Regions from separate parts of the Homo sapiens genome. Here region 2 is linked to region 1. A link is an interaction called in ENCODE POLR2A ChIA-PET data of the cell type or tissue named here. Cell type or tissue: B cell. All regions are shown on one strand. Links, peaks and the distances in the headings refer to the core of each region. The heading gives the core; the rest is flanking DNA.

Region 1 (4,395 bases), core at 144-4,143:
AATGAAAAATATAGCATTAAAAAGGGTAAGAGGGCCAGACATAGTGGCTCACGTATGTAATCCAAGCACTCTGGGAGGCCGAGGCAAGCGAATCACTTGAGGTCAGGAGTTCAAGACCAGCCTGGCCAACATGGTGAAACCCCGTCTTTACTAAAAATACAAAAACAAACAAACAAACAAACAAAAAACTAGCCAGGCAGGGTGGCATGTGTCTGTAATCCCAGCTACTTGGGAGGCTGAGGCAGGAGAATTGCTTGAACCCAGGAGGTGGAGGTTGCAGTAAGCCGGTATCGCACCACTGCACTCCAGCCTGTGCGACACAGCGAGACTCTGTCTCAAAAAAAAAAAAAAAAGCAAACAACAACACAACAAAAAATGGCCAGGTGCAGTGGCTCATGCCTGTAATGCCTCATGAGCAGCTGAGACTATAGGTGCGTGTCACCATAACTGGTTATTTACTGATTTATTTTTTGTAGAGACAAGGTCATGCTTTGTTGCCCAGGCTGTAATTTTTAAAATGTTTATTAATAAATCAAATATATTTAGTCTTTCTATAAAGGTTAAGAAGCCAAGAACAAACATATTTTTGTTCAGCAATCAGTTTTATCATTTTTTTCCCAGTTGTTTCTTTTTGGCCTCTGTATGGCAGAAAAAGTAAAATTTTTATGCCAAGCAGAGATTCCTGATATTATTTTTCTAAGCTTTAAAGTATTGACCTGTTTGATATGACAGCCTTTTATAAACACTTACCTAGTTCTTTTTCTTTTAAATTATTAGTTTTTCAATTAAGTGTTCTATCATTGTAATCAATTGTTAGGAAAACTTAAATTTATATTTCCTAAAGCTATCTAAGTTGTTGGTTACCATGAAGCTGTTGTAATTTGTAAAGTCATTAATTTGAAGGCCTTTTGAAAATTAAGAAATTTGAAATTCTGAGACTTAAAAAAAAAAAATCATGGCTGGAATGCCATAAGCAGTGAGTTTTATCTCAAGGCCAGTAGATTTGTCAGCAGATTGAAAGTAAAGTAGGGAGAAAAAAAAAATAGAAAGATGGAGAACTTAGAAGACTACACGCTGGCTCTATAGTTGTGAAATTTTTTTTTTGATAGTTTGAATAATCACCATTTGAGCTCTGAACCAACCTTCCTTCCTTCCTTCCTTCCTTCCTTCCTTCCTTCCTTCCTTCCTTCCTTCCTTTCCTTTCTTTTTCTTTTTTTTGACAGAATCTGGCTCTGTCCCCCAGGATGGAGTGCAGTGGCACGATCTTGGCTCACTGCAGCCTCCACCTCCCAGGTTCAAGTGATTCTCCTGCCTCAGCCTCCGAGTAGCTGGGACTACAGGCACGTGCCACCATGCCCAGCTAATTCTTTGTATTTTTAGTAGAGATGGGGTTTCCCTATGTTGGCCAGGCTGGTCTCAAACTCCTGACCTTTGGTGATCCGCCTGCCTTGTACTCCCAAAGTGCTGGGATTATAGGCATGAGCCACCGTGCCTGGCCTGAATCTTTCTTGATGTAATTTTGTTCATCAATTTAAAAATGTGCATCAGTTTAAAAATGGGCTATAATTTGTAGCTCTCTGGAGTCCCAAAAAACCTGGCATGCCTTATTGCTTGAAAATCCTTTTCCATTTCTTATTAATATCTCAAGAGCAAAGAAAATTCTATAAATCCTGTCAGGAAATGGTAGAAGTTTAAACCAGTCTTTTAGATGGTGATGAATGCCCCACTGGCTTTTAATTAGCCATCCTGTGCCCACCATCCAGAACAATTAATTTTGTTCCTGAAAGATTTTTAGCAATAATCAAGGGAAAAGAGTTAAACTAAATAAAAAGAAACCAAGATAAGAAAGCTCACAAAAATTTTAACCCAGGAGTGCAGGTTAAATATTTAACTAGGCGTGCAAACCAAACCAAAAATAAATTAACCAGAAAAGACATGCCTCACAGGCAGAATGTCAATTCTGTAGACTCCAGAGTACTCAGTCTAGAAGGATATACATTCTTATACAAGAAATAAGTTACCATAAAAGACAAAAAGTCTTTTATCATCTCAGGAGGGATGGATGGTTTGCCATTAAGATGGGCTTGTTCAAATCAGATCCCAAACAAAGTTAAGAGGTTCTACCAAAAAGAGGGAGGCCTGGCCTGAGAGTAGACTCAGCGCAGAAAAGGCTAGCCATGGAAGCAGAGAGCTCAAAGGGCTCAATTGACTACTGCACTCCAATTCCAAGAATTGCCATCGTCTTCCAATAGTGATCTTTTTCAGGTCCCATTTCTGACACCATGTCAATTTAAATAACACATAGAGAGAGGCGCTCCAAAAGAAAATGATATTTACTTGGGACTAGAGCACTGCAATGAGAATACACATGCCATAGTATGTATGTATTCAGAGAAGTAAAGCAAGACAAAGGTTTTTTTGTTTTGTTTTGTTTTTAATGAAGAGGATTGCATAACTGTTTTGAAATAATTATTCTTGGCTACAGAGATCAATAACAAGGGTGACATCAGTCTGAAATTGGACAAGGAGTTACTAGGCAGATGTCCTTGCAGAAGTTTTTTTTTGTGTAAGTTTGCAATGGAGGTTGGTTTTTGCAGAGCCTTTTGTGATAGTTTTTGTTATCAGGCATATAAACATGAAAATCCTCTCTTCACAGCCATCCCTGGCTCTATTTATCAGGGTTTTATTTTTAACATTAGGTACTCCATTTTTCTTCCTGATAACTTTCACAGCACGATTAGATGCAAATGATATATTCAGATGTTTTCGTGGGGCCAGAACAAAGCACTGTGCATTGTTCAGTTCAACTCTTGTGTTCACCTTCTTTTTTTTCCCATTTAATTCTGGAAATGTACAAAAATTTTACTCTAATGAGCTCCTGGAGTGCAAGGTATCTGTTCATAGAGGGTGTAGCCCCTTTAGGATGCCCTGCAACATTCCCATTCCTCATTCCTAGGAAATCTGGTCTCAGTAATTACCTTGGATTTTGAATTCTAGTTGAGTGGTATAAACATAAGAAATACCTCAAAATTTTACTCGAAGACCTTGCTGGAAATTATTCTATTACCAGCTAAATTTACCTTTAGCCCTTTCAGTGGAAGGGAAAATAATGGAAATATTCTTTTTTTTTTGAGACAGAATTTTCCTCATTGCCCAGGTTAGAGTGCAATGGTGCAATCTCTGCTCACTGCAACCTCCACCTCCCGGGTTCAATCAATTCTCCTGCCTCAGCCTCCCGAGTAGCTGCGATTACAGATGTGTGTCACCATGCCTGGCTAATTTTGTATTTTTAGTAGACAGGGTTTCTCTATGTTGGTCAGGCTGTTCTCAAACTCCTGACCTCAGGTGATCCGTCCTCCTCAGCCTCCTAAAGTGCTGGGATTACTGGTGTGAGCCACCGTGCCTGGCCCTGGAAAGATTCTTAATAGACACAGAGTGCCGATACTGCTTCCTCTTAAAGAGAAGTGGCTTAATTGGCTCTGGTCTATTTTAGTGGTAAGGTAGTATTAGGGGATTATAAGAAGTAAAAATCTACTTATCCTAAATAGCTTTTAGAAATTCAGGACTACCAGCTTTTTGTTCCTTAAATGTATAAAATAACTCCTCTGTGAGGTACTCCCAGTTATTTCTCAAGTCTTGGACTGAATTGGGTTACAGAATGGCACAGTTATGTAAATTATAGCTCACTGTTTATCTCTTCTCATATACCTTTACTTAGGTTTCAGTACGTGCCAAATAAGAAGAGAGAATTAGTCTAGTATTTCTTCTAATTCTTTGGTCCGTACTTATGTTTTCTATGTTATGCGAGTCTGTGTGAAGAGAGTCCACCAACAGGCTTTGTGTGAGCAACAAGTCTGTTTATTTCACTTGGGTGTAAGTGGGCAGAGTCCGAAAAGAGAGTCAGTGTAAATATTGACACACAGTCCTTTTGCAAGGGTGAGGGCTCGAGTTAAGGCAATGAGTTTGGCTTGCTGAGAGGTAGTGGAGTGGGGCAGAGCGGTAGCCTCAACGATAGATGTGGAAGATACTATAGCATAGCCTGCCTTTGCTGGTGTGTGGCAATTAGGCCTGGTGGAATTGCCATCAATAAACCAAGTGTGATCAGGGTGAGGAACAGGAAAGAAGGAAATATGGGGAAATGGGGTGAATGCCAGGTGGATCAGAGAGATACAGTCATGGGGGTCAGGTGTGGTATCCGGAATAATGTGGGAGGCTGGATAGAAGTCCGGGCCAGGAACATGGTAATTGTGGGAGACTCAACAAAGAGTGAGTACAGCTGAAGAAGTGGGGTGGTGGCGCAGAAAGTATATGCATCAGGTGTGAGGAAGAAAATAGATTTTGAAAGTTATGAGAACTGTAGAGAGTGAGTTGAGCATAGTTTGTGATTTTGAGGGC
Region 2 (4,395 bases), core at 112-4,111, 110 kb before region 1:
AATACACCATTTCACTTCCCTTTGTCTTTTAAAGTCCAAAAATGATCTGAATGTAGGAAAGTTAAGCCATTGAAAATCTGGTTGGGAGGCCAAGGCGGGTGAATCAAGAGGTCAGGAGTTCAAGACCAGCCTGGCCAAGATGGTGAAACACTGTCTGTACTAAAAGTACAAAACTTAGTGGGGCATGGTGGCGGGCACCTGTAATCCCAGCTACTCGGGAGGCTGAGGCAGAGAATTGCTTGAACCTGGGAGGCAGAGGTTGCAGTGAACCAAGATTGCGCCACTGTACTCCAGCCTCGGGGACAGAACGAAACTCCGTCTCAGAAAAAAAAGAAAGAAAGAAAATCGGGCCGGGCGCAGTGGCTCACGCCTGTAATCCCAGCACTTTGAGAGGCCAAGGGGGGGTGGATCACTTGAGGTCAGGAGTTTGAGACCAGCCTGACCAAGGTGGTGAAACCCCATCTCTAATAAAAATACAAAAATTAGCTGGTGGTGGTGGCACACGCCTGTAATCCTAGCTACTCAGGAGGCTGAGGCAGGAGAATTGCTGGAACCCGGGAGGCGGAGGTTGCAGTGAGTTGAGATCGCGCCACTGCACTCCAGCCTGGGGGACAGAGTGAGACTCCGTCTCAGAAAAAAAAAAGAAAATCTGGCTACAGATCTCATTCTGGCCTTTGGACTGGGAGCAATAAAAAGTGTGGAGAATGCTTTGGAGATAGAGTGGGCTAATTTTACCAATCACTAGACAGATAAAACTGGGAGCATTTGAGGGAATAATGAGGTTTTGAGGATCAGGTAAATAAATGTAAGACAGTACAGGACAGCAGGACAGTCAGGCATACCCACGTGAGAATCCTGCTCAGTCACTCCCTTTGTGACCCCTAGCAAGTTACTTAACATCTGCAAACCTTCATTTTTTCATCTGTAAAAAGCAGAGAAAGATCTACCTTATAGGGATGTTGAAAGAATTGAATATGTTAAATGTATGCCAAGGGTATCTGACACAAGGGTAGTACTCAGTAAATATTTATTCCTTTGTCTTCCCCTACAAAAATAGATATTAGGATCCTTGCTTCTCAATTTTGAAAGCAACTATTTAATTTAGCCCATAAGGCATTATACTAAAAATCAGTGCTAGTTACACATTGCATTTTCAAAATGTTAACTGTTTTACCTTGCCATACTCACTAATGTTTATATTGGCATGGAGTCAATATTTACACAAATATTGAATAGCGTATGTAGTGATTGACTTACTATAACTTGATTCAATTTAACAAACTTTCAGTTACTGTTACTATAGTCAGCTCCAGAGAAATTATGAAATGATCAAGACACAGAAACTAACAGGGTGTGCAAGGAAAGACCTGCGTTGTTAGTAACCCAACCTCTCTCCAAACACAAGATGCTGTGGCTTGAGTTTGGATTTCATAGCCAGTTGTATCGTTTTAGTGATTATTTCTTACATACCCTGGAACAGTTTGATTAATTTGAATTGACTTTTGTAATAGAAAGGATAAATCACTTTCAGTTGATGTTGTGAAACTATAAACAGGCGGCCAGGCATGGTGGCTCATGCCTGTAATCCCAGCACTTTGGGAGGCTGAGGCGGGTGGATCACGAGGTCAGGAGATCGAGACCATCCTGGCTAACACGGTGAAACCCCGTCTCTACTAAAAATACAAAAAAATTAGCCAGGCGTGGTGGTGGGCGCCTGTAGTCCCAGCTGATCAGGAGGCTGAGGCAGGAGAATGGTGTGAACCCGGGAGGCGGAGCTTGCAGTGAGCTAAGATCACGCCACTGCACTCTATCCTGGGTGACAGAGTGAGACTCTGTCTCAAAAAAAAAAAAAAAAGAAACTATAAACAGGCACCTAGTTATTGCAAAAAAATGGAAGAAGATAAGATCTATTTTTCTTAGATACACATAATATTTTAATCTACATTTTCCCTTTGTATGTCCCTACACCACATCCACATTCTGAAGACAAAAAAAAAAATGCGTGCTTTCTACGTGACCACAAGACCAACCACTACTGCCTGCTAGACAGAAAAAGGGTGGCATTAAGTGTGCAGCCATCTGCTTGTCACTGGCTCCTGGTGAGGCAAGAAAAGCTAATTAGCACCCTCACCCCACCCCCACTCTCGCCTCCATGCCCCACCATCTGGCTGGTCACCCCTTTGCCGCCAGTGCCAGTTTCTTTCTGCACCCTCTGGCTTGAGGAGGCCAGAGACATTTGCCTTCTTAGGAAGCGGCAAGAACAGGCTTCAGCAGCACCTTAAGTCATGAATTTCTAAAACTCAAACGAGATTACACAAATTACTTCCTCTCTCCATCAGCAATGCTCTCTCCTTCACTGATCCCTGTTATCTTACCTAAAACATCTTTTCCTCTCTATCCAGGAAAATAGCTCTGGAATCCAGTCCATTTTGTAATTGACAGTTGTCTAATGATCAACAGGTATCTAATTCCTATACTGAGTCTCTCTCATCAATTTTATTTAAGGATTTGGGGGCAGAAATTAGATGCCAAATTATTCAGTAAATGTAGGGTATTTCACCATAAAGCCACAGGAAATGGTGAAAGGGGACATTTAATTGAAACAGTAGTGACAGCTCAAATCCCTCACTCATTAAAGAGATGTAGAATAAATAGGACATCAGCAAAGCAGACTAAGATTTTGAGATTTCACAGAATAAGCAGCGAACTTTCTAATGAGTAAACAAATATAGACTAGCTATCACCAGACAAGAAATATGATTCTCCTATTTGCCTGAGAAATAATGCTATCTGGACAAACTGATGTTTGTTTCACTAAAAAAAAAAAAAAAAAAAAAAAAAATCTCTTGCTAACCTAGGATTCAGTTTTTTTAAAAAAACACATTGTTTTTTCCCTATACTTCTTTCTTGTTCTGACTTCTTTCTTCTCTTTTTCTAACTTGTAGTAATACAAGCCACTCACTTTTAAAAACTTAACAGTGCCAGCTTAAAAAAGGAAAGGCAATAGGAAAATAGAAAATAAACTTTGAAAATTTCAAAACTGTAAATATTGGCTTAGAATATGAATCCGATTAGAATCTTAGAGATAAGCTGTAGCTAAGCTTACTATGAAAAGACTTGCTCCACAGTTGTATTCAAAAGCAACAATGTAAACTTGGAAAAGAAGACAAACTATAAAAAACTATGGGGTTTTGATGCCAGAATTTTTACCTCGCTATAATAACTTGGTAGAATAAATTGTCCAAGTGTATCTTTTTAATAACAGAAGGAAAGGGAAGCAAACCAACTTTAGTTTAGAATAGTTTTCTAAGTTAGATGAAATAATGCTGTGACCCAGATCTGAACAGAACACCAGATGCTTCCTACCTACAGGAGACATTTGCAAATTTTTTGGTTGCTCACCCTCTGAACTGTCTTCCTACGTTTGAGGAATTCCTCACCATTTGAGTCTTAGTAAGAAACAGGGTCCTGCTCCCACTCTAGATGCTAAAAAGCCATCCACCCATGTCAGCCAACTATTTCTTTTGCAGGCCTAGGTGTCGCCAATCAGGTGTACCAGCTCCAGATTTTTTTTTTTATACAGGATCTCGCTCTGTCGCCCAGGCAGGAAAGTGCAGTGGCATGATGTTGGCTCACTGCAACCTCCGCACCACCACATCCAGCTATTTTTTCGTAGAGACAAAAAATGTTGCCCAGGCTGGCCTCAAACTCCTGAGTTCAAGCAATCCAGCTGCCTCGGCCTCCCAGAGTGCTAGGATTACAGGTGTGAGCCACCATGCCTAGCTCCAGAATTTTGACTTTGGAGCCAGTCAGTCAAAGCAATGGAAGAAAGGCGCATCCATTCTGGTAGCCACACCCAGTTTCAAAAGGCAGTCAGGGCTGGATGCTGTGGCTCACGCCTGTAATCCTAAAACTTTGGGAGGCCAAGGTGAGCAAGTCACTTGAGGTCAGGAGTTCGAGACCAGCCCAGCCAATATGGTGAAACCATGTCTCTACTAAAAGTACAAAAATTAGCTAGACTTGGTGGTGCACGCCTGTAATCCCAGCTACTTGGGAGGCTAAATCACGAGAATTGCTTGAACCTGTGAGGCCCAAGTTGCAGTGAGTGGAGATCACACCACTGCACTCCAGCCTGGGTGACAGAGCAAGACTCCATTTCTGGAAAAAAAAAAAAAAAAAAAGGCAGCGGGGACGACAGCACGATCCTACGTGCTGGTGAGTGTGGCAGCTGTAGACTCTCCTCCTTCTTGGCAGCAGCAATGACCTGCTCAGACACATCCTGGGACCCCGGTATGTAGCCTCCTTTGACCTTGGACTTCTTGCCCTCCCGTGATTCTGTGAGCTACCCAAAATGTTTTCAGTACTGTCCTTTTCTGCTTATGCCAGAATCAACTT

Evidence for each region. Peaks named below come from ENCODE experiments on the same cell type or tissue, not always from the same donor. Only the 100,000 strongest peaks of a DNase experiment are listed, where the experiment ranks them.
Region 2: POLR2A ChIA-PET joins it to region 1 with 5 read pairs; 5 of 35 experiments call an interaction of 5 or more read pairs at or near these places.

What each region holds. Positions count from the first base shown.
Region 1 is chr5:126,648,758-126,653,152 of GRCh38, reverse strand. No RefSeq gene overlaps it. Among named protein-coding and RNA genes, the nearest start is that of SPMIP10, 19 kb to the right of the region's middle. In B cell, for the core only: no CTCF peak of the experiment used is centred there; no DNase peak of the experiment used is centred there.
Region 2 is chr5:126,756,394-126,760,788 of GRCh38, reverse strand. All of the region lies in intron 2 of LMNB1-DT (LMNB1 divergent transcript), which reads left to right. Among named protein-coding and RNA genes, the nearest start is that of LMNB1-DT, 18 kb to the left of the region's middle. RefSeq lists an enhancer at 1,908-1,977. In B cell, for the core only: no CTCF peak of the experiment used is centred there; a DNase peak (open chromatin) is centred at 2,138.